Linked DNA regions of Homo sapiens: regions 1, 2, 3, 4, 6 and 7 are each linked to region 5. A link is a contact called in ENCODE Hi-C or POLR2A ChIA-PET data. All regions are on one chromosome and are shown on one strand. The core of a region is the stretch at or near the end of the contact, and the rest is flanking DNA. Distances in the headings are between cores, read along the strand shown. Region 1 holds the start of EZH1 (enhancer of zeste 1 polycomb repressive complex 2 subunit). Region 2 holds the start of VPS25 (vacuolar protein sorting 25 homolog). Region 3 holds the start of LSM12 (LSM12 homolog). Region 4 holds the start of PLEKHH3 (pleckstrin homology, MyTH4 and FERM domain containing H3). Region 5 has its middle 28 kb from the start of LINC00910. Region 6 holds the start of FAM215A (family with sequence similarity 215 member A). Region 7 holds the start of TUBG2 (tubulin gamma 2).

The links. Hi-C counts contacts between places; a loop is a spot of excess contacts on that map. ChIA-PET counts read pairs that join two places held with the same protein, here RNA polymerase II (POLR2A). Pooled maps may share reads with other maps.
Region 1: a loop to region 5 is called in a pooled map, with 4 times the contacts of the local background. The contact joins the promoter of EZH1 here to the enhancer-like site in region 5. A Hi-C loop is called at or near these places in 2 of 50 pooled maps. POLR2A ChIA-PET finds 5 or more read pairs at or near these places in 4 of 52 experiments (CD4-positive, alpha-beta memory T cell, PC-9, activated B cell and 1 more).
Region 2: a loop to region 5 is called in a pooled map, with 2.3 times the contacts of the local background. The contact joins the promoter of VPS25 here to the enhancer-like site in region 5. A Hi-C loop is called at or near these places in 1 of 50 pooled maps. POLR2A ChIA-PET finds 5 or more read pairs at or near these places in 3 of 52 experiments (A673, CD8-positive, alpha-beta T cell and naive thymus-derived CD4-positive, alpha-beta T cell).
Region 3: a loop to region 5 is called in a pooled map, with 6 times the contacts of the local background. The contact joins the promoter of LSM12 here to the enhancer-like site in region 5. A Hi-C loop is called at or near these places in 1 of 37 single-sample maps with no recorded cell type and 5 of 50 pooled maps. POLR2A ChIA-PET finds 5 or more read pairs at or near these places in 2 of 52 experiments (Caco-2 and activated CD8-positive, alpha-beta memory T cell).
Region 4: a pooled map shows a loop between it and region 5 (8-fold over the local background). The contact joins the promoter of PLEKHH3 here to the enhancer-like site in region 5. A Hi-C loop is called at or near these places in 1 of 168 maps with a recorded cell type or tissue (ovary), 1 of 37 single-sample maps with no recorded cell type and 8 of 50 pooled maps. POLR2A ChIA-PET finds 5 or more read pairs at or near these places in 3 of 52 experiments (H1, PC-9 and activated B cell).
Region 6: a loop to region 5 is called in a pooled map, with 4 times the contacts of the local background. The contact joins the promoter of FAM215A here to the enhancer-like site in region 5. A Hi-C loop is called at or near these places in 1 of 168 maps with a recorded cell type or tissue (ascending aorta) and 6 of 50 pooled maps. POLR2A ChIA-PET finds 5 or more read pairs at or near these places in 1 of 52 experiments (WTC11).
Region 7: a pooled map shows a loop between it and region 5 (4-fold over the local background). The contact joins the promoter of TUBG2 here to the enhancer-like site in region 5. A Hi-C loop is called at or near these places in 2 of 50 pooled maps. POLR2A ChIA-PET finds 5 or more read pairs at or near these places in 2 of 52 experiments (H1 and SK-N-SH).

Annotation. Positions count from the first base shown.
Region 1 is chr17:42,743,142-42,746,292 of GRCh38, forward strand. EZH1 (enhancer of zeste 1 polycomb repressive complex 2 subunit) reads right to left here and starts at 1,899. Exons shown (of 21, transcript NM_001991.5): 1 at 1,870-1,899. RefSeq lists a silencer at 1,477-2,056.
Region 2 is chr17:42,771,782-42,774,758 of GRCh38, forward strand. VPS25 (vacuolar protein sorting 25 homolog) reads left to right here and starts at 1,668. Exons shown (of 6, transcript NM_032353.4): 1 at 1,668-1,747; 2 at 1,952-2,097; 3 at 2,865-2,918. The coding sequence starts at 1,695. RefSeq lists enhancers at 1,560-1,759, 1,843-2,390.
Region 3 is chr17:44,065,119-44,067,970 of GRCh38, forward strand. It overlaps LSM12 (LSM12 homolog), which reads right to left and starts at 1,553. Exons shown (of 5, transcript NM_001371445.1): 1 at 1,346-1,553. The coding sequence starts at 1,469. RefSeq lists silencers at 1,086-1,225, 1,516-1,635.
Region 4 is chr17:42,675,174-42,678,430 of GRCh38, forward strand. PLEKHH3 (pleckstrin homology, MyTH4 and FERM domain containing H3) reads right to left here and starts at 1,821. Exons shown (of 13, transcript NM_024927.5): 1 at 1,229-1,821. The coding sequence starts at 1,390. RefSeq lists silencers at 322-481, 1,602-1,661, 1,752-2,001, 2,862-2,941 and enhancers at 2,112-2,211, 2,232-2,281, 2,412-2,491, 2,472-2,973, 2,974-3,257.
Region 5 is chr17:43,359,246-43,362,073 of GRCh38, forward strand. No RefSeq gene overlaps it. Among named protein-coding and RNA genes, the nearest start is that of LINC00910, 28 kb to the right of the region's middle. RefSeq lists enhancers at 798-1,493, 1,539-1,718 and silencers at 1,969-2,028, 2,479-2,578. Within about 2 kb of position 1,251, at least 38 of the 41 ENCODE cell types and tissues checked have a DNase peak (open chromatin) inside an H3K27ac peak, as active enhancers do; they include A673, CD8-positive, alpha-beta T cell, PC-9 and 2 more, where a contact is called at or near this core.
Region 6 is chr17:43,915,733-43,918,883 of GRCh38, forward strand. FAM215A (family with sequence similarity 215 member A) reads left to right here and starts at 1,476. Exons shown (of 1, transcript NR_026770.1): 1 at 1,476-2,255. It overlaps LOC105371787 (a long non-coding RNA gene), which reads right to left and starts at 1,492. Exons shown (of 2, transcript XR_001752898.2): 1 at 1,406-1,492. LOC107985086 (a long non-coding RNA gene) reads left to right here and starts at 3,115. Exons shown (of 2, transcript XR_001752899.2): 1 at 3,115-3,151. RefSeq lists enhancers at 1,298-2,119, 2,120-2,940.
Region 7 is chr17:42,657,496-42,660,553 of GRCh38, forward strand. It overlaps TUBG2 (tubulin gamma 2), which reads left to right and starts at 1,789. Exons shown (of 11, transcript NM_016437.3): 1 at 1,789-2,057; 2 at 2,339-2,451; 3 at 2,654-2,821. The coding sequence starts at 2,009. RefSeq lists enhancers at 1,621-2,388, 1,746-1,805, 1,816-1,885, 1,936-2,005.

The sequences.
Region 1 (3,151 bases), core at 649-3,148, 620 kb before region 5:
TACAGGCCTGAGCCACTGTGCCAGGCCTCCTTTTTTTTTTTTTTTTTTTGACAGAATCTCACTCTGTTGCCCAGGTTGATGTGCAGTGGTGCAATCTCGGCTCACTGCAACCTCCACCTCCCGGTTCAAGCGATTCTAATGCCTCAGCCCTCCCGAGTAGCTGGGACTACAGGCGTGTGCCACCACACCTGATTAATTTTTGTATTTTTAGTAGAGATGGAGTTGTCCCATGTTGCCCAGGCTGGTCTCAAACTCCTGGGCTCGAGTGAACGGTCCACCTCAGCCTCCCAAAGTGTTGGGATTACAGGCATGAGCCACCGTGCCAGGCTTTTTTTTTTTTTCTTGAGACAGGGTCTCAGGTGCTGTCACCCAGACTGGAGTGCAGTGGCAGGATCAGAGCTCATTGCAACCTTGACCTCCCAGTCTCAAGCAATACTCCTGCTTCAGCCTCCCAAGCAGCTGGGACTATAGGAGAAGGCCACCACATCTGGCTATTTTTTTTTTGTAGAGATGAGGTCTCGCTATTGTTGCCTGAGCTGGTCCCAAACTCCTGGGCTCAAGCTATTCTCCTGCCTGGGCCTCCCGAATGCTGGGATTTCAGATATGAGCCACCGAGCCCAGTCTAAAGTACTTATCTCCTAACACACACTCTCTCCTATGTAAGTAATCTCTTTTATCAGTGGCATATCTGGGGATTCCAAGACTTAAAATAGACAAGCTTTCACAGAAACCTCTAATAGGGTTAGCACCTTCTCAGGCTGGAAACCTCCTTCAATATCAGTTTCCTAAATTTAAAAAACATGGGGTGTGGGAATTTTTTTATTCAGCGGCAGTATGGCAGCAAACGTGGAGGAGACTCGCGTTTTCATTGCCATCCTTGCACCCACCTAATTGTTAGTGTACCTGAGCTCCTTTGCTTTCATCCTCCCCTGCCAAGCGTCAGGTTCCTATCGGCCTGGGCTACATCACATACAACCCTGTATTTCACCCTCCATATTCCTTCACATTCCACGGGGGGCACTAACATCCTTCAGGTATCCCTTCCCTTCCCTGCTCAAGAAACAATTCCTCAGTAGTCACTTTTTATTGAAATAAAAGTTTGTCCCACATTTCCTAACAGGCATGTCCCAAATACAACACCTTGTCTGTGCTTCAAGGCACTTTTATTTATATCATTTGATCCTCGGTTGAATGGTGGGGGTGAGCGATCATTGGCGTGAGACCAAAAGTCTGGAGTGAAGGAGATTCTTGCTCAGGGCCAGGCCTGGGGTGAGGCGACCGAGGCACCCAGGACGCACGTGAGGAGGCGCTCACTGCACTTGCGCGACCCTGAGTCAGTGCTCCTTTACACTTTGTGCCTTGGGAGCCTTACTCACCTCACCCTAGTCCCGGCCTTGTTTTTACTGCTACCCCTCCTCAACATCCCCGAAAGCCATCGCAAGATCAGCCCCGGTCTCTAGCCCTCCCCAAGCACAGCTCCAGGTCCCCAGAGTCCACCTCGCTAAAGGCCCCCGCAGGTGCCACCGCCCTCCCGCGCCCTTTGGGCGCTGGGGCTCCCGCCCACCGGCCCACACCGCCATCCAACGGGATTCCCCGTCCCCGAGCCCGCCCCCGCCGCTCCTCCTCCCGGGCACACAGCCCTCGCAGCCCCAGACGCTGTCCTCGCCTGGGTCTCTCTCGCCCCGTCGCCCCCATTCCCCCACCCTCGGAATGAGGAGGGGCGCCTGCTACCCCCGGCCAGGCAGGCAGTGTGTCCCTCGGATTCCTTCCAATTTCCTGATCCCTCCGCCTCTCCCTCCCTCAGGCCCAGGGCGGCGAGGGGAGGAGGCCCGGCCCCACCGCCCGGCCCAGGCTTGTTTACTCACTCACCCTCCATCCCGAGCCGCGGGTCCCGCTGCTAGGACGCATGCGCGCCGCGGCCCCACCCCTGCGCCGTGCCCCGCCCCGCGCCTCCTGTCGGCGCGTGCGCATTGACTTACCCGTGCCGCGCGGACGCACTACTGTCATTTGCCGCCAAAACCCCGCACTCAGGAGTCCTGGCGGGTGCAGCCTCCCAGACGGCTTCCAAAGCGGCGCTGGCAGGGGAGGGGAAGGGCTCTGGGGAAACCTTCGCAGAGCCACTAATATCTTCCTGAAGACCCTATTCAGCGGATTTGCCATCCCCACGCGCTGGTGACAAGCCACATCTCACTTCAGCGTTTGAAGCCAACCCAGATCACCTTCATACCGATGCTTCACCCCTACCAGTTCTCCAGACACCGGTCTATGGGTTCTAAGCCCTTTATTTATGTCTGATCTCCCTATTTCTGTTCATAGTTTTCTAGTCACTTAGAATCAAAATTATAGCCTTGTATCGAAATAAATCCCCACAAGACACCTGCTAGTTACAAAGGGAAAAAAATAGCAACTTTACAGATAAGAATCTGTCAGACACCACCTTAACTAAGTGATCAAAGTTAGCATCACTAGTGATAAGAGGTATTGTTTTCTTCTTCTTTTTTTGCCGGGGGGCGAGGCTGGACGGAGTCTCGCTTTGTTACTTACACAGGCTGGAGTGCCGTGGCGCGATCTCGGCTCACTGCAACCTCTCCCTCCCGGGCTCAAGCAATTCTCCCGCCTCAGCCTCCCAAGTAGCCAGGAATACAGGTTCGTGCCACCACGCCCGGCTAATTTTTGTATTTTTAGTAGAGATGGGGTTTCACCGTATTGGCCAGGCTGCTGTCAAACTCCTGACCTCAAGTGATCTGCCTACCTCGGCCTCCCAAAGTGCTGAGATTACCGGCATGAGCCACCACGCCCGGCCTCCCTCTTCTTTTTAAGGAGACAGGGTCTTGCTGTGTTGCCTAGGCTGGTCTTGAACTCCAGGGTTCAAGCCATCCTCCCACCTTGATTTCCCAAAGTGTTGGGATTACAGGCATGAGCCATTGCCCCCAGCTGAGAGGTATTCTTACCAGGTCCCTCTGAACATGATGCAATGAGAAGCGCACAAAATCACTTCTGTGGTATTCTTGACGAACACGCATAAGCTGATTTTTTGTGCGTGTTGTTTGTTTGTTTGTTTTGAGACAGTTTCACTCTTGTTGCCTAGGCTGGAGTGCAATGGTGCAATCTCGGCTCACTGCAATCTCTGCCTCCTGGGTTCAAGCGATTC
Region 2 (2,977 bases), core at 418-2,917, 590 kb before region 5:
CCGTCTCTACTAAAAATACAAAAATTAGCTGGGTGTGGTAGCTCATGCCTGTAATCCCAGCTTCTAGGGAGGCTGAGGCAGGAGAATCGCTTGAACCAGGGAGGCAGAGGTTGCAGTGAGCTGAGATCAAGCCACTGCACTCCAACCCGGCAACAGTGCAAGACTCCGTCTCAAAAAAAAAAAAAAAAAAAAAAAAAGAAGGAGTAAAAGTGGAGAGAAATTTTTGAGCGATGAATCAAGTATAGAGACAGACAGAGGGAAAACTTAAAGGGTTCACATGCATGGCCTCAATCTCATAAAGCAGGAATGAAAGGCGTTCTGCAGAGAGCAGAGACATGGGGACAGGTGGAGTGCCTTGATGAATGTGGAAAAGTTTGAATAGTTATCTTGAGGGTGACGGAGTCAATAAAAGACAAAGGATCACAGAGCTGCCCTTAGAGCCCGGTAGTGAGGCTAGTCAGGGAATCTAGGGCTTGGCAAACATGTTCTGGTTATTTTTCTTCCAGCAATACTCCAGAGCCCAGGAGTGAAAAAAAGAGGTGGGGGAAATGGAGCAACGATCATTGGTTTGGGAACTGACCTGTAGGTAGGTAGGTAGGTAAGGGGACAGAATTGAGTAGTTTAGGCTGGGTAAGGAGTCTGATAAAACCAAAAGGGGTCCTAGGTCTTGAGACAAGAAAGGCGAGGTCATGGCAGAGGTGAGAGATGGGTGGTTGTGGTCAAAGCCTGCAGCTCTGAATCATGGAAGTAGGGCTGTCTCTAGTGATTCAAGCTACAAAGTGTGCTCCCATGGGTGCTGCAGGAGCCTGAGGAATGGTGAAGTCAAAGGAAATTGGAGGGCCGGGTTGGTCACCTGTTATCCCTTTGGGAGGCTGAGGTCTGGAGATCGCTTGAGCCCAGGAGTTTGAGACCAACCTGGGCCAACATAGTGAGTGCCCATCTCTAGAAAATATTAGCCGGGTTGCTGGGAGCGTTAACTCACTCCTGTAGTCCCAGCACTTTGGGAGGTCGAGGCAGGAGGATCACTTGAGCCCAGGAGTTTGGTGAGACGCCCATCTGTACCAAAACAACAACAAAATGTATTTAATAACTGGGTGCGGTGGTGTGCACCTGTAGTCCCAGCTACTCAGGAGGCTGAAGCCGGACGGTCGCCAGATCTCAGGAGGTAGAGGCTGCAGTGAGCTGTGATTGTGCCACTGTATTCCAGCCTGGGCAACAAAGGGAGACCTTTCTCAAAAATAAATAAACAGATAAATAAATAAAAAATTAAAAATAAAACAAAGGACATTGGAATTGAGCTTGGGTAATTGTGAGTTGATCAAATTAAATGGCAATTCACAGAAATGTTAATATTAAAAGAAGCCTAGTATAGAGGAAACAAAGGTAGGCTGGGATCTGGAGATCTGGGCTTTATTTGCCGTTCTACTTCAGCAACAAAAATTCGCCGCTTTGGGGAAGACATGACCTTTCTCTGGGGTTGAACCAGAAGACTTCCCAGGACTCTTCCTGCTCCAAAAGATAGGGCTTTTTAGGATAACAGCGAGGGACTGGGTCATGACGAGGACTCCTCCTGCCGGTCTCTCTCTTTCCAGAAAGGCTTCCGGAACCTTTCTGCATTGCCTTCTGCCCGGACGTGCGGAAGCGAAGGCCGGAAGTCCTTAGCCGGTAGCTTCCGGGTTTCCTGGGCTACTACGATGGCGATGAGTTTCGAGTGGCCGTGGCAGTATCGCTTCCCACCCTTCTTTACGTGAGGCTCAGACCCCAAGAAGCACCGCTGTGCCTCCCTCCCCTCCCCCGGACCCTGGGCTCAGCCCTGATGCTTCATATGGGGAGGGGGAGAAAAGACCCGTCGGCCAACACCCTCAGTCCCTTACTTTCTTCCTGAAATGCGTCCCGGGCAAGTGCTGCCTCCCGCCCTCTAATTCTGCGCCCCACTCCCTTCACCCGGCAGGTTACAACCGAATGTGGACACTCGGCAGAAGCAGCTGGCCGCCTGGTGCTCGCTGGTCCTGTCCTTCTGCCGCCTGCACAAACAGTCCAGCATGACGGTGATGGAAGCTCAGGAGAGCCCGCTCTTCAACAACGTCAAGCTACAGCGTATCCTCCCTCAGGCTCTTCCACAGCCCATACACATGCACTTCTGCGCTTTCACACATGCCCAGACGCCCCCCCGCGCCAGCCCCCTTTTACCCATGGTAGGCAGATTCCCACCCAAACTGGACTTAAAGAGTGAAAATGTGTAGCTGACATTTTCCCCTGGCAAATGCAGTACCATACCCTCTTGTTCTTGGCAGTGATGACTGCTCGGATGTCATTAAGGTCTTAGAATTTCTGCCCTGAAGCCAAGTTCCAAGTTTTTTAACCTAAACCCTTTTGACTATTTGTATCTTCCATCCTTTTCTGTGTGAGGCCCAGACTTGGGTAACTACCTTTAATTATTTTCTCTGCCCCCCTCCTGCCAGGAAGTAAGGGTCATTTGTTTTTGCTGCCTGATTCATCCCTAAAATATCTGTGGAGAAAGGCTGAAGGAAGGCAACAGACAGAGGGTGAGGAATGACAGTACCTTTCATTTTCTAAAGCTTCTTTCTTTCTTTTTTTTTTTTTTTTTTGGAGACAGGGTCTTCCTCTCTTGCTCAGGCTGGAATGCAGTGGCACAATCACATAAAGCTCCTTTTAATTGGAAGAGTTTCTCTTTACCTTCCTCCTTTGAATATCCAGGAAATGCCAATTCATATCATGTTGGGAAATTGCACACATATGTGTGTGGGAGAGGAAGGGGCAGGTGTTTCTCAACATGGGACTGGCTCTGAAAATTTTTATCCTACCCAACTCATGTGTATGCCGTTCCCTTAACCTTAAACCAGGAAAGCTTCCTGTGGAGTCGATCCAGATTGTATTAGAGGAACTGAGGAAGAAAGGTGGGTTCAGTTCCCCAGATTCCTTATTTTTCTTCCTAGTTGGGTTTTCCTGAGGGCAA
Region 3 (2,852 bases), core at 303-2,802, 710 kb after region 5:
GTGAAACTCCGTCTCAAAAAACACAACAAAAAAAAAAGCCGGGCGGTGGCTCAGGCCTGTAATCCCAGCACTTTGGGAGGCTGAAGCCAGCGGATCACGAGGTCAGAAGTTCGAGACCATCCTGGCCAACATGGTGATACCCCATCTCTGTTAAAAAAAAACATATACAAAAATTAGCTGGGCGTGGTGGCGCGTGCCCGTAATCCCAGCTACTCCGGAGGCTGAGGCAGGAGAATCGCTCGAACCAGGGAGTCGGAGGTTGCAGTGAGCCGAGATTGCGCCACCGCACTCCATCCTAGCGACAGAGCGAGACTCCATCTTAAAAAAAAAAAAAAAAAAAAGATGCCATAAAAAATTACTCCTCCAAAAAAAAATTCCAATAAACCCACCTGTGGCTCACATAAAAAGGGAAGCCGTGGCACATTTATCCCAACAAGGAAGTGTTTCATTTCCAAGACTGAGTTTCCTGGAGTAATTCAGAAGTCACTTCCACCCCAAAGAAGCAGGCCACCTTTTCCAATCAGTTTAACATTGCTACTTTCAAAAGGGAGGCTGCTACTACGTAAAAGGACTCCATGTGCTGGACTGATCAAGGCAGCATGAGAACTTCACTCTTTCACCTGTAACTCACACATCCCCAAACCACATAAGCCCCTGGCAAGCCCTCTCTGGAACAGGTTTCCAGTGCAAACATCCCCTAAACAGCAACTTCCAAATGACCGAGAAGCCTAAAAATCAGCACAGCCCCCCCACCACACATACACACGCATCAGCGAAACAAGCCACTATCCCTAGCTCAGATACAAACTCTGCCCTGAACTTACTCTCCCCCAAAACAGGCAAGGACCAATTTGGTCACCATCCCACCGCCCTTCCTTGGACGAAATCCCATCAGTGCACATGCCCTCCTAAATTCCATACCTTTGCCCTACCAGCAGTTCCTTACCCTAAACACCCCTCCCCATAATATTTCACCCGCCCCTCCTTTCCATCCGGGCTCCAATCCATCAGCCCCCTCCCACCACCACCCCCTCTCCTAATTACTGTGTCCCCTCTCATAACGTTCCCCCCAAAAAGCCATCCCCGTGTCAAGCCCTCCTCCACCCACTGATCCTCGGTAAAGCCCCAGCTCCCGCAAAGAGAGAGAGACAGGATCCCCAAAGCTGACCGAAGGGCCCGCGGGAGGGGGAGGGGAGCTCAGGGCCGTGCGCATGCGCCCCGGGCGCCGCGGTAGCCGGTCGCCCCTAGGCCCGGAGAGAGCCCCAGCCGCCGCCGTCGTCCCCCACCCCCCGACCACCGCACCTACACGCCGGCCCGGACTCGGGCTTCACGCAGGGAAGGATACTTAAAGCCAGCATTTTGGATTGGTAGTCAAAGGCTACCACCTCGCCCTGCAGCCGCTGCTCCTGGCACGTCCGGCACGACACCTGGCTCCCAACGCTGAAGTACTCGCCCGGAGGAGCCGCCATCTTGGGAGTGCAGCCGCGGCCGGCGGCGGCGGCGGCAGCAGCGGGCGAAAGCCGGGCCCCCAGTGAGCGCCGCGACGCGACGGCGCGCACGGAGCGTGCTTGCGTCACACGCCGGGGCGTGGCCTGGCGCTGGTTGGGGCGGGATCCTAGGTGGAGTGGGAAAGAAGAGGAAATAAAGGGGAATCTGAAAAGTATTTGTATAGCTGCGTCCGCTCGGTTAAGTGCTTGTAGAGTCCATTTTAGAAGTTAAGGATAAATGACCTACGTGGAATGAAAAGGGGAAAGAGGAGGGAGCTGCAGTCTCCATTATATGCACACCTTCCACACAAGAGTTTAATGAATGAATTTTATAAAATATGTTAACCCCATTTTGCATATGAGGAATCAGAGCCTCAGAGGACTTAACGATACTTGGACAAGATGATTATAAGGCTGGGAGCGGTGGCTCACGCCTGTAATCCCAGCACTTTGGGAGGCCGAGGCGGGTGGATCACCTGAGGTCAGGGGTTCGAGACCAGCCTGGCCAACATGGTGAAACCCCGTCTCTACTAAAAATACAAAAATTAGCCGGGTACGGTGGCGCGTGCCTGTAATCCCAGCTACTAGGGGGACTGAGGCTGGAGGATCTCTTGAACCTGGAAGGCGGAGGTTGCACTGAGCCAAGATTGTGCCACTGCACTCTAGCCTGGGCAACAGAGCGAGACTCTGTCTCAAAACAAACAAACAAACAAAAAAAGATGATTATAACTACTGAGTGATAGTGGAAAGAACATTGGCTGTGGAGTTAGATAAGCTGGAACCAGAATCCGAGGTCAGCCTCTTACTAAATCACCTGACCTTGAGCAAGCAAATTACCTGATCCTGTTTCTTCATAGGCATTTGTATTGTCACTTCTTGAGCATCTAACAGCCCTTTGAGGTAGGAATCAATGTCCTCCTTTTACATAAACTAAGTTTTAGACTAAACTTGTCCACGGTTCCACAACTAGCAAAAACAGTCTGCCTATTTCCAAGGACGGTGCTATTTACTGCTATACTCTGTTACATAATAATACCTACCTCATAGTTAGGAGGTTTAAATGCGGTAACGGGTATAAGTGCATGGCATGTACTAGGTCTTTAATAAATGGTAGTTCCCCCTTAGTCACCCATCACTCTTAGAAGTCAAGACACTTCCCCTTCTCCCTTTTTGCCCTCTCTCCCAGAAAGCCAGGCAAAAGGCAGGAATGAGGAGCAGCGGATAGTGACAAAAAGGGGCTTGGAGGAGGGGTTTTGCGCCCCTGCCCTTGAATGTCCGTCTGATGTACAAAACAGTCGTTTTCTTAATCTTATGCAAAGGACTATGAGCGTGCATTTTCAAGCCCTACTACCACCAATGGCTGTC
Region 4 (3,257 bases), core at 571-3,070, 680 kb before region 5:
CCAACCCGGAGGCCAGTCAGGCGGGAACCGTGCCATCCTCATATTGCTCCCAGACTGCTAGAGCCAAGAGGGGGAGGTGGGGGAGGGGGCCAGGGACACCTGTCCCCAGGCTCAGGGAAGGGGGGAGTTGAGGTGGAGCATGAGGGAGGCAATGGCCTGGTAAAGCCGACCCTGCCCAAGCTGGAAGCTTGGGGACGCCTGGGTCCTGCACCCTTCCTACGTGAACCTCCACCTATTTTCTGGAAGGTCTGAGTGGGGCTGTCAGCCACACCACATGTGGCAGGTACTGACCACCCTCTTAGGCTAACTCCCCTAATCGCAGTGCCCTGCTTCCCTCCCTCCCCCCTCCTCTATATTTATCCACCCTCCGCCTCCGCCAGGTGCTGGCGCCGGCCCCGGCGGCGCAGCCCGCCCCACCCGGGCACCGAGCCACTGGGCCTGCTGGGGACCCCTGCGCGGGGGATGGGAGCCTGACCCGGGCCACAGCACACGGGAGTCTGGCCGCCAGTGTGCAGGAGGGATGGGGGAGGAGACGTCAAGGGATGGAGGTCTCCCACACCAATCGTGCCTCCGTTTCCCCACGGGGAGATTCGACAAAACCAGGCAGCAGCCCAGTGTCCCTCACCATCCATCCCCTCAGGGGTTTCCCAGGAGCCTCACCCGGGAAAGCCGAGAGTTCTGTCCTGAGTGGCAGGGTAATGAGGAGGGGTCCTCAAAGAGCTCCCACCTCCCTCTCCTTGGGGTCCCCGCCACAGACCCCAATCCTGGGATGACTTCTCCCCCTCGTCCAGGTCTCCGCAGCGGGAGCTCTCGCATCTGGCCTCCGCACTTGCGAACTGGGAGCGGAGGGGGACCCAGGCGTTCGAGCCGCCCAGCCGGCCTCGCCACATTCCTCGGCGCTGGCGGAGGCGGAAGGAGACGGGATGGGACGCGGGCCCAGCGGGGAAGGGAGAGGCAGGGCCAGGTCGGGCCACGCGTGACGCCTCCCCTGCCTCAGGGCCCCCAGCAGGTGGATAGCGCCCAGCCTGCAGCGGGAGGCCCACAGGCACATCCCGAGTAGGGCTGCTGCTCCGAGAGCTCCCGGGGGCTTTGGCCCCCAGGCAAAAAACTCTCCCTCATCCCTAGTTCGCCAAGCGCGCAGCGTGTGGCTGGAGGCTGGAGCGGATCAGCGTGACGGCCGGTTACAGCGAGAGTGATTGAGACGAGGCTCCGAACCCCCGGGACTTACCCTCCCGCCGCCCGCTGGACTCGGGGTCCGCAGCTCAAAGGTTTCCTCGTCCTCGTCCTCGTCCCCGTCCCCGCTAAGCTCGCCGTCCCCGTAGTCCCGGTGCAGAAGAGTGAAGCCTCGACGGCAGCAGAGAAGCCACCATAGTCCCCCGGGGAGAGGCATCCGGGCGAGGAGCTGCGGATGGGGGCGCGGGCAGCCGCGGCCGAGCAGTAGGGGGTCGGAGGAACTGGCGGGGCTCCGACCCGAGCAGGGGAAAGATGAGGTGGGAGGAGCAGAAGGGAGAAGAGGACAGGGAGGAGGCAGTGTCCTGGGCTGGGGTGCAAGGGGACGCTAGCCAGACGCTGAGGGGGGCTCAGTGTCTGGGCCCCCGGAGGGGGGAGGGGGAAAAGCGTCCAGGGCCCCGGGAGAGGAGGGAGCAATGTCCGGAGCTGGGAAGTAGTGTCCGTTGGAGTGTCCAGCCCTGTGGGGGGCAGTGTCCGGTGCAGCGTCCGAGGTGGGCAGTTGTCCAAGCTCCAGGGAGGGTCGTGTCCGGTAGGGCGTCCGGTGGCCGGGGCCCGGGCCGCGCGCGCTGCGCTCCCTGCAGCCCCGGGACTGGCGCGCTGGGGGCGCGAGCACAGAGCTGGGACCCCGCCCCCCCGGCCCCCTCCCTCCCGGGGGGCCCCCCCTCTCTCTTCTTTCTCTCCTCCCTTCTTTACTAGGCAGGGTCCAGGTTTCGTCACAGTCTCCTCTGTCCAATCCCTGTGCCTGGCGCCGGGCGCGGCTACCAATCAGACGGCTGAAACCGCGTTGGGTTGCATCATGTGCCCCTGGCTTGGTGACAGCGGGGAGGGGCGGGGAAACAGGGAGGGAGGGGACGAGGCTATGTTAGCCACGCCCCAGTCTCTGAGGTCGGACGCGGGGTGCTAGTGACGTCACGGAAGCCCGCCTTCAGGCTCTTGTTTTAACTCTTGGCTCACCAACCAATTAAAAACCCTGTTGAGGAGTTTTGGCACAGGACAGAGGAAAACCCAACTGCCGCTCTCTGAACCCCTGTCTCGTCTCAGGGTCCCTGAGAAAGGGAAACGCCTTGGCTACTAAGAGGATGTCCAGACCTGCGAGGACACAGCTCTGGAGGTGGCCCTCCACGTCTGGGGAGAAGGAGTCCAGTTTCTCCAGTTTCTCGGTCTGATTCAGCTCTCCCCCACCCTTTTTTTTTTTTCTTCCAGACAGGGTCTCGCTGTCTTGCCCAGGCTGGGGTGCGGTGGAGCCATTATAGCTTACTACAGCCTCGAACTCCTCGGCTCAAGGGATCCTCCCACCTCAGCCTCTCCAGGAGCTGGGACTACAGGCGTACACCACCATGCCTGGCTAATTTTTTAAATTTATTTTTTGTAGAAATGGAGTCTCACTATGTTGCCCAGGCTGGTCTTTAACTCCTGGGCTCAAGCGATCCTCCCAGCTTGGCTTCCCAAAGTGCTGGGATTACAGGTATGAGCCACTGCACTCGGCCTCACCTCCTTTTCGAGGTGAAGGAGTTGAGGCAGGCACTCTGGGAAGGTGCAGACCTAGGCCGGAAATAAAATCGAATATAGAGCTCACAGCTCACCGAACTCAGCTGGGGAGACTGACTTGGATTCTAAGGAATTCTGTGGTCTCCGAATACAGTGGAGGCCTCTTAGGGCTAATATCCTGCGGCTCTGTATAGGAAGGGGTTAACTCAGGCGCTAGGCGGCCGGGGCGGGGCCGCGGCCTCCGCGGGCGCGCGCGCGCGTTGCTGACTCAGCGGCGATTCCAGAGATCTTGGATGGAGGGTTCCAGGTCGGTCCCCAGTGGCTGGCGTGTGGGACCCTTTGAGGATCGGCGCCGTCTCCGGGCCTTCCCTGGATCCTGGCCCCTAGAGGCCGTGGGGGACCCCTTTTCGCCGCTGCTGCGGGAGGCTCTGAGGACTGCTAGCCTGGGCAGGGCTGGGCTGGGCGGGGAGGGGCGGGGAAGGGCGGGACGGGCGGGGCCGTCAGGCCAGCACCTCCCTTGAGACCTCCTCGCCACGCCC
Region 5 (2,828 bases), core at 1-2,500:
CAAACAAAACAGCAAGGAGAAAAGTCCCCTGATTTCCATCCTAGTGCTTCTCAATCACACTCAGCACAGCAGCAACAAAACACAACCACATCTATCGAATCTTACTGCTCATAGCTGTTAAATATCAAATCTCAATCAGCAATTTTAGAGCCGGATCCTCCAATGCTTTTGGTTCCCAGTGTTTCACAAGCAAACGGACAGAAATCGGGAGGGACATAGGAGAAGAATCAGTTAAAATCCCTAAGACCAGTTAAATGAAGTCTCCTGAAAATGACACTGAAACGGAGACAGCAACCAAGACAAGGAGGACGAGGCAGACTAATACAAAGAGCATAGCCTGCGGTGTCAAACCTGTTTTTTAGCCGAGAGGGGCTTTACTGGGAGGGGCCTCTAACCCTCCTCGGTCGGGCCTCTAACCCGAGGTCGGTCAAGTGTCCTTGCCTTTTATTAAGAGGGGCCTCTAACCCACTCTCTTTTAGGAAAGACTCTAACTCCATTAAGTTGGGCCTCTAACCCAATCCCATTCTTTACCCGGGCACTCCACCACTTACCCAAAGTCAGTCTACTGACTACTGCAGTGCTGCAGTCTACTTCCTTTGGGTTGGGGGAGTTTCTTCAGTATCGTCCCTTCCATCATTCGCCAGAAATATGTTATAGGACCCCAACACTTCCCCAAAGCACTATAGTCCCATCTGTGGTGGCCAGAAATACGTCACAGGAAAAGGGCCCCGATCCAGACCCAAAGAGAGGGTTCTTGGGTCTCGCGCAAGAAATAACTCAGGGCAAGTCCGCGGTGCAAAATAAAAGCAAGTTTATTAAGAAAGTAAAGTGGTGAAAGAACAGCTACTCCACAGACAGAGAAGGGCGTTCCTGAAACTAAGAGAAGGAACGTATCCACCCTAGGTACAATGCTTGTACACATGGGGAGAGGTGTTCTGTTACAAGGGTTTGTGATAATTAACTTTAATTATTACATTTTGCAAGAATCCCTATTACTACCTTTAAAGCAAAATTAGGAACGCCTTTGTTCTCCAGATATCCAGCTATCTGGACACTCGGGTCTCTTCAGTAAACATTAATTTGTTCCCTTAACCGTAAGTATCTGAAAGCTAGGAATATCCTTCTGAGAATGCAGGCCCGTAAGTCCCGGCCTCATTTTTCTAGCCCTCACTCAAAATGGGGTCGCTTCAGGTTCCAACGTCTCTGACAGTCATACTACATATGACTCAGCCACGTCAATGGAAAAAGTAGACTGGATAGTGACGTACCCGCAGAAAACGAATGCAACAATCTGTCATACAGATCTGACGGCAGTCAGATTCTGCAGTGAAGTAGAGGCGGTAAACTTGAATGCAACGATCTTCATACCGCATCCCACAAAGCCACGTAAATCCAAAAGCAGTCCGACTCTCGATAGTGAAACACATGCGGTAAACTTGAATGGAAAGATGTTTATACTGCCTCGGATAGAGACACGTAAATGAAAAAGCAGTCCCACTTGGGATAGTGAAGTATGGGCGCTCAACTTAAATAGGACCGTCCGCATATCGTATGTGAGTGAAGCAAGTAATAGCAAAGGGCAGTCAGATTACGGAGACCGATGGCGACTGAAGTGAGTGCAGTAACCTTTAACTCAATGATCGTCACGCCGCAACCAAGTGAAACCGAAAGCAACTAAGCGCTCGAAAGCACGCCCGGCCAGCTCAAAAACTACGGCGCTGATGGACCCCAGTGATCCGACGTAAAGGTGCAAACGTAAAGCGCACACGGCCAATTTAAAAGCAGCGGCGCTGATAGGCCCGGACGAACCGACGTGAACGCGTAGAAGTAAGGTACGCGCGATGAGCTTAAATACGCGAGTACTAAGAGACCGTGAAACCCGGATTTAAGCGTGTAAACGCAACACACAACCTAGGAGGTCAGTAACAACGGTCCCAACTGATGCAAATGGCCCAATGCAAACACGTTGACAATCTCCCGTTAGCGACAGTAACAGACGCTAAGCGCCCAATGCGAACAAAACTCCCGCTTCGAAAACTACACCTCGGAATCCTTCCAGCGATCAAGGGCCAGCAACACCACAAGCCTTCCACTGTATCAACACCGTTTTCAAAACGAAAATGTTAACGATCGGCCACTGTACTCCTTCTCCCACACATCCTAACCTCAGGGTGACAGATAGCACCCTGAATAACTCTCTCTCCTACGTTGAGATTGTGTATCTTTATCCAAATCTGAACACCTGCGTAAGTAATATTGTTACTATTTTGGAGGATATTCACTTTCCTTTTTTGCTCCCATAACTCCCGAGAGAAGCAGCCATTTTAAATTTGCATGCCCCGCCGTGCCCTGCCTGCCAACCACTGAACAGAAAAGCGCCTGTAAATCACTGGAATCTTGGGAAAGCTCCTTCGGCTTCATTGCCCTTCAGGAGGAAAAACCCACAACGGAAAAGACACGAAGAGCTCTAGGAGGCTCTTCTTTCCTCCTCCTCCCCCTCCCCTTCCCCTCCCCTCTCCCTCCGCCTCCCTTCCCCTCCGCATCCCCTCCCCCTCCCTTCCCCCTCCCCCTCCCCATCTCGTCCTGACCTAGCTGGCATCCAACATTACTTTAAACTTTTTTTCACACATACGTTGAAAGAATTGTTTGGTGAACACCCGTATGCCCATCACCTAAAGTCATCTTGCTGTACTTGCTTTATTACATGTGTTACAGACGTCTAATTACATTTTTTTTTTCTTTTTTTTGAGAGGGAGTCTCGCTCTGCCGCCCAGGCTGGAGTGCGGTGGCGCGATCTCGGCTCACTGCAAGCTCCGCCTCCCGGGTTC
Region 6 (3,151 bases), core at 226-2,725, 560 kb after region 5:
GTTTCTTTATGCATTTCTGGCTCCATCGAGACTCGTGACTCAACCAGTCCTGTGGCTGCCAACCAGAAGCAGACTCAGCATTCAAGGACCATTTTCCATACCCCTATATCTGCATGCCCAACCAATCAGCAGCACCTCTACCCTACCCTAGACCCTGCCCACCAAACTATCTTTGAAAAACTAATCTTCAAGTTTTGGGGGAGACCGATTTGAGTAATAACTATTTCCTGTGTGCCCGGCCTTGTGTCAATTACTCTTTCTTTACTGCAATGCCATGGTCTCAGTGGATTGGTTTTGTCTGTGCAGTAGGCAGGAAGAACCCATCAGGTGATTACAGTACCTGCACCCCCAACCTGCTTTGGGAAGAATCCAGCCAAAAAACTTGAGGCCTGCAGCCTCAGGGTGAGAACAAGACAAAAGGGGGATGGAGGGAGATTGACTCGCTGTGTCTCAGCTCCAGAGCAGCCCCCCTGCAGCCTCCCAAGGGTTTATGCAAATCATCAAAGGGATTCCTTGAGGCAAAAGGTTTGAGTCTGCAGTTCTGAGACCCCCAAGGATGTGAGGAGAGACCCAGGCCTATCTCCTTTGGGAGGGGCCCCAAACTTGGGGGAAGGGATACTGGATGCCAACTGAAACCCAAACATAAAATTCTAAGCTCACCCAACCATCTGAATGGACTCCTCCTCTCCACTCAGCAAAGGGCATTCCAAAGTTAACCTGAAAACTAGTTCAGGCCATGATGGGAAGGGGAGCCCAGTCATGCCTAATTATACGATCCCTCCTTTTGGACTTACTGATAGAACAGACTCTTTAAGTCTGAAAGGAAACATTTACAGTCTATTCTCTCTGAAGCCTGCCACCTGGAGGCTTCACCTGCGTGATAAAACCTTGGTCTCCACAATCTCTTATCTTAACCCAAACATTCCTTTCTGTTGATTTTAAGTCTTTAGACAGTAATTTAACTCTTTCCACCAATTGCCAATCAGAAAATCTTTCGATCTACTTATAACCTGGAAGTCGTCCACTTCCCCAACCCCATTCCAGTTGTCCAGCCTTTCCAGATCAAACCACTGTACATGTCGCATATATTATTGATGTCCGATGTCTCCCTGAAACACATAAAACCAAGTTGTGGCCTGATCACCTTGGGCACATGTTCTCAGGATCTGCTGAAGGCTGTCATGGGCCATTGGTCATGCATAGTAGGCTCAAAATAAATCCCTTCAAATATTTTACAGAGTTTGACTCTTTTGGTTGACACACCAAGCTCAAGCAGGAAGAACCGGGCTCAAGAACTGTCTCTCTCCTTTCTCTCTGTTAGGCATGGGGGGGAAGGGAGTGTTGTGTTAGGCATGCGGAGGGGAAGGGAACAGGGTTGTGTGCAGAGGAAAATGCAAATTCTTACCTTGTCAGGGTCTCTGACCTGATGGCGACCCGTGGTGGAGTCTTCACAGAGACAGATACCACTGCAAGGGCAGACCCAGACTGTGCAACCCCCAAAGCAGGTCTCCTCACTCACCGGGATAGATAGAACTATCGGCCCCAATTCCTCAGCCCTACCTGCAACCACCGCTTGCCATGGTTTCCTTGTGGGTGGAGGGTACTTTCCCGCCCCCTGGTTTCGGGCTTGCCCACGTGGCTTGCTCTGGCCATGGAATGAAGCAGAAACGAAAGCCTGCCAGTTCTGAGCCTACGCCGGAAGACGCCTTGGGCGGTTCCGCGGTCCCTGTGCGCTTCCACCTTCACCCAGAAGGACTTCTCTGGTGCAGCCGCTGCTTCTTCAGCCACGGCCCAAAAGGATCGGAGCCCCCTGGCCGATCCGCAGGTCTGCAGGGAGCCACAGAGCGCAGCGGCCGGCCCAGCGTTCAAGCCCAAGCACAGGCCTGCGAGAACCTTGTTCCAGCCACCGTTTGGGATGGTTGATTAGGACTTGTTGCTGTGGCGGTAGCTCACCAATCCAATGCGTGCACCCGCTCCTTTATTAGGCTATAGGGCCAGTGGCTGCGACAGGGACCTGATACAACAGTGCGTTAAATAAGGAGCTTATTGAGCTATCATGTCGTAAGCCGGTGGAGAAGTCCAGGGCTAGTGTGGGGGCTCCGGCGGGGGCTGTGGCCCCCATCCGCATGGAGCCTCCCCACGGTTCACAGGTCTCGGTCTTCGGAGCCTTCAGCCCCGTGAGCCCGAACAGTCCACACGGCGGCGCCAGACCCTCTTCCCAACGCCACCCTCTGAAGCCTCCGCTCCAACCGTCTCCACTTCTGCTTCAGGCTCAGGATTTTCACTTTTCTCGAATGGGGGTGGCCCTCCCCTGATCTTCTGAGTCGCAACAGCATCTCCCTCCCTCCAGGACCTCAGAGCCAGAGCTGGGCGAGAGGCCCTGACCTCCGGGGTAGGGTGGCAGCATCCCTGTGAAGGTGCGGTCCTGCCTCCCATCCCCAGGCGCCCGGCCTCTCCCACCCTCAGCGCCCTGCTCACCGCCAGCTGAAGATGCCAGGGCACCTCTGCTTCCTCCCTGCCCTCTCTGCAGTATCGCAGAGTGAGCATAAAAGGGCTTAATATAGGCTTCACTGGTCGTGGTGGCTCGCGCCTGTGAACTCAGTAACTTGGGAGGCCAAGGCCGGAGGATCACTTGAGGCCAGGAGTTCAAAACCAGCCTGGGCAACAAGGTGAGGCCTGTCTCTAAAAAAAAAAAAAAAAAAAAAAAAGAAAAGAAAAGAATAAAATAGGTTCCTTTTTCTGGGAGATTGATGTAGGGGAGCGAGCGTGTGTGAGTTGGAAGGGAGGCATTGAGGATCAGCCATTTAAAGCAGCACACAAGGATGTTCAAGGCTAGAGATCCACAGGTGTATTTTCAGAAACTGAATTTCCTGGCTGGGCGTGGTGGCTCACACCTGTAATCCCAGCACTTTGGGAGGCCAAGGCAGGAGGATCACTTGAGGTCAGGAGTTCAAGACCAGCCTGGCCAACATGGTGAAATCTTGTTTCTACAAAAAATAAAAATAAAAATCAGCTGGGTGTGGTGGTGGGTGCCTGTAATCCAAGCTACTTGGGAGGCTACGGCAGGAGAATCACTTGAACCTGGAAGGTGGAGGTTGAGATCACACTACTGCACTCCAGCCTGGGTGACAGAGTGAGACTGTCTCCAGAA
Region 7 (3,058 bases), core at 539-3,038, 700 kb before region 5:
ACATGACAAAACCCCTGTCTCTACTGAAAATACAAAAAAATTAGCCGGGTGTGGTGGTGCACACCTGTAATCTCAGCTACTAGGGAGGCTGAGCCAGGAGAATCGCTTGAACCTGAGAGAGGCAGAGGTTGTAGTGAGCCGAGATCATGCCACTGCACTCCAACCTGGGCAACAGAGTGAGACTTAGTCTCAAAAAAAAAAAAAAATCTTAAGTGGCATTTACAGTGTTTGTGATTCTAGATCAGGCTACGTTTCATTCCATAAAATAAATAGAATGAGTGTTCAGATGAGTCAAGCACAGGTTAGTTTTTATGGACAAAAAAGGGTAGAGAAAAATAGAAACAGAAGGAAAAAAAGCAGATGGGTCCTTTCAAAGTTACTTTTCTTGTAAAAGGACTTCCGTATCATGCCGGCTCACACTGGCTTGTTTGGGGTTTTGGCTCTTCCTTCCCTCTCCTGATTCCTCTGAAGGTTTGATAAACAACTTAGTGTTGCTTAGTGACATAGAACTTTAGCGTGAGTGACTCCATTTTGGTTTGGTCTGTTGAGCCAAGCACAGGAGCTCAGTGCAAATCAATGGCCTCCTATAAAATTTATTTAACTGAACCCTTGTGCATTGCTGGTGGGAATTTAAAATGGTGCAGCTACCATGGAAAATCGTATGGCGATTCCTCAGAACATTAAACACAATTACCATATGATCCAGCAATTCTACCTCTGGGTGTATATCCAAAATAATTGAAAGCAGGGACTCGAACAGATATTTGTACACTCACATTCAAAGCAGCAACATTCACAATAGCCAAAAGGTGGAAGCAACCCAAATGTCCATGGAGGGATGAATGGTTATGCAAAATGTGGTACATCTATACAATGGAATATTATTCAGTTGTAAAAAGGAAGGAAATTCTGACACATGCTACGAAATGGAAGGATCTTGAAGATATTATGTTAAGTGAAAGAAGCCAGACCCAAAAAGACAAATACTGTATAATTCCACTCATATCAGGTGCCTAGAGTAGTCAAGGGGAAGTTACTGTTTAATCGCGATAGAGTTTCAGTTTGGGAAGATAAGAAAGTTCTAGAAAAGAATGGTGGTGGTGGTTACAGAACAATGTGAGTGTACTTGGTGCCACAGAACTGTATGCAGTACTTACAAATGGTTACAATGGTAAATTTAGGCCAGGAGTGGTGGCTCATGCCTGTAATCCCAGCATTTTGGGAGGCCAAGGCAGGAGGATTGATTGAGGCCAGTAGTTTAAGACCATCTTGGGCAACACGGTGAGATCCCCATCTCTATAAAAATACATTTTAAAAATTTAAAAATTAGCTGGGCGTGGTAGCACACGCCTGTAGTCCCAGCTACTCGGGAGACTGAAGTGGGAGGATCACTTAAGCCAGAAGTTCAAGGCTACAGTGAGCTATGATCGCGCCACTGCACTCCAGCCTGGGCGACAGAGCGAGACCCTTCTAAAAAATAAAAAGGTAACATACATGTGTATGTATTGTAACACCATTAAAAAACAGAAATTTAAACGAAGAAAAGTTGGCTTCTAGCCCTTTGATCTAGCAAAGCTGACAGTGTCCTCACCTACCAATATAGGTAGATGACTCCTTACACGTGGACAAGCACATCCACCTGGCCGCTTCTCCCCTTTCCTCCCCTCCCCCGTTCCTCTCCTCCCCAACACATCCAGGTTCCGACCCTGCCACCCCCAACGAGTCTCACTGCGCAGGCGCGGAGCGGTGGGCAGGAGCGGGCGTGGCCTGACTCTGCGCCTGTGCGGAATTCCAGCTGCGACTGCTGAGGGAGAAAATGATGCCCAGGTTGGGCTCCCCGGCCCACCGGCCGAGGAGAGGCCTGCGCTGCACACGCGCAGACCGAGCATCCGCGTCAAGAGGCGAAGAGAGCGCGCGCTCCCCACGTCCTGCGCTCCTGGCTGCCGGGCATTCGTCTCAGCCGTGACTCTCGCCAGGCCGGGGCTGGCGCGCCCACGTCTGAAGAGCGATGCCCCGGGAGATCATCACCCTGCAGCTGGGCCAGTGCGGCAACCAGAGTGAGCAAGCGAGCGCCGGCCCCGCCGGTCTCTGGTTCTGCCCCTTCGGGTCCCACCCAAGTGCCTGGCTTCCACCAGTCCCCCTTTCCCTTCCATGAACCCCCTGCCCTGCTGCTCTGGATAACCCAGACCGAGAGCTGCGCCTCCAGCCCGGGGCTGGGGCAGCTACCAAACCCAGGCATCTTGGGTCCACCCTCTGATCGTGTCAGCCTCTGAGACTAAAACTGGGCTCCTCAGGCCTTAAGGCTCCAGCAGACCCGGGCATCTCCCCCCTCCCCCAGTTGGGTTCGAGTTCTGGAAACAGCTGTGCGCCGAGCATGGTATCAGCCCCGAGGGCATCGTGGAGGAATTCGCCACCGAGGGCACTGACCGCAAGGACGTCTTTTTCTACCAGGTGCCCCCAGCGACTTGGCCGGGGGCGGCAGTGGCCCAAGGGGGCGGAAGGGAAGGGAGTGGCCTGGTACTGGGAACCCCGCTGGGCAGTAGGGCCAGGCGGCTGGCTTGAGGAGGGAGGGCCGGAGGGAGCCAGAGTTGGGAGGACTTCGGACTTGGGCCGCCCTAGCTGATTGGGCCCCCTCCTGGACTCCCCTTGACAGGCAGACGATGAGCACTACATCCCCCGGGCCGTGCTGCTGGACTTGGAACCCCGGGTGATCCACTCCATCCTCAACTCCCCCTATGCCAAGCTCTACAACCCAGAGAACATCTACCTGTCGGAACATGGAGGAGGAGCTGGCAACAACTGGGCCAGCGGATTCTCCCAGGTGTCCTAGCGACCATTCCAGAGACCTTTGATATTCCCATCCAGAGGCAAGGCAGGCTCAAGCTACTAGGAATTTGACCTGACTGACAGAAAATAAGAGACAAAAGGATGTCCCGAACAAGAGGGACAGCCAGGGAGAGGTTTATGCAAATTTTGTGCAAATCATTTGCAATAGTAGCACTTCTGGGTTGAGGGCTACAGCCTAGGCTCTGCTTCAGGGTGGCAACAATATTCCAGG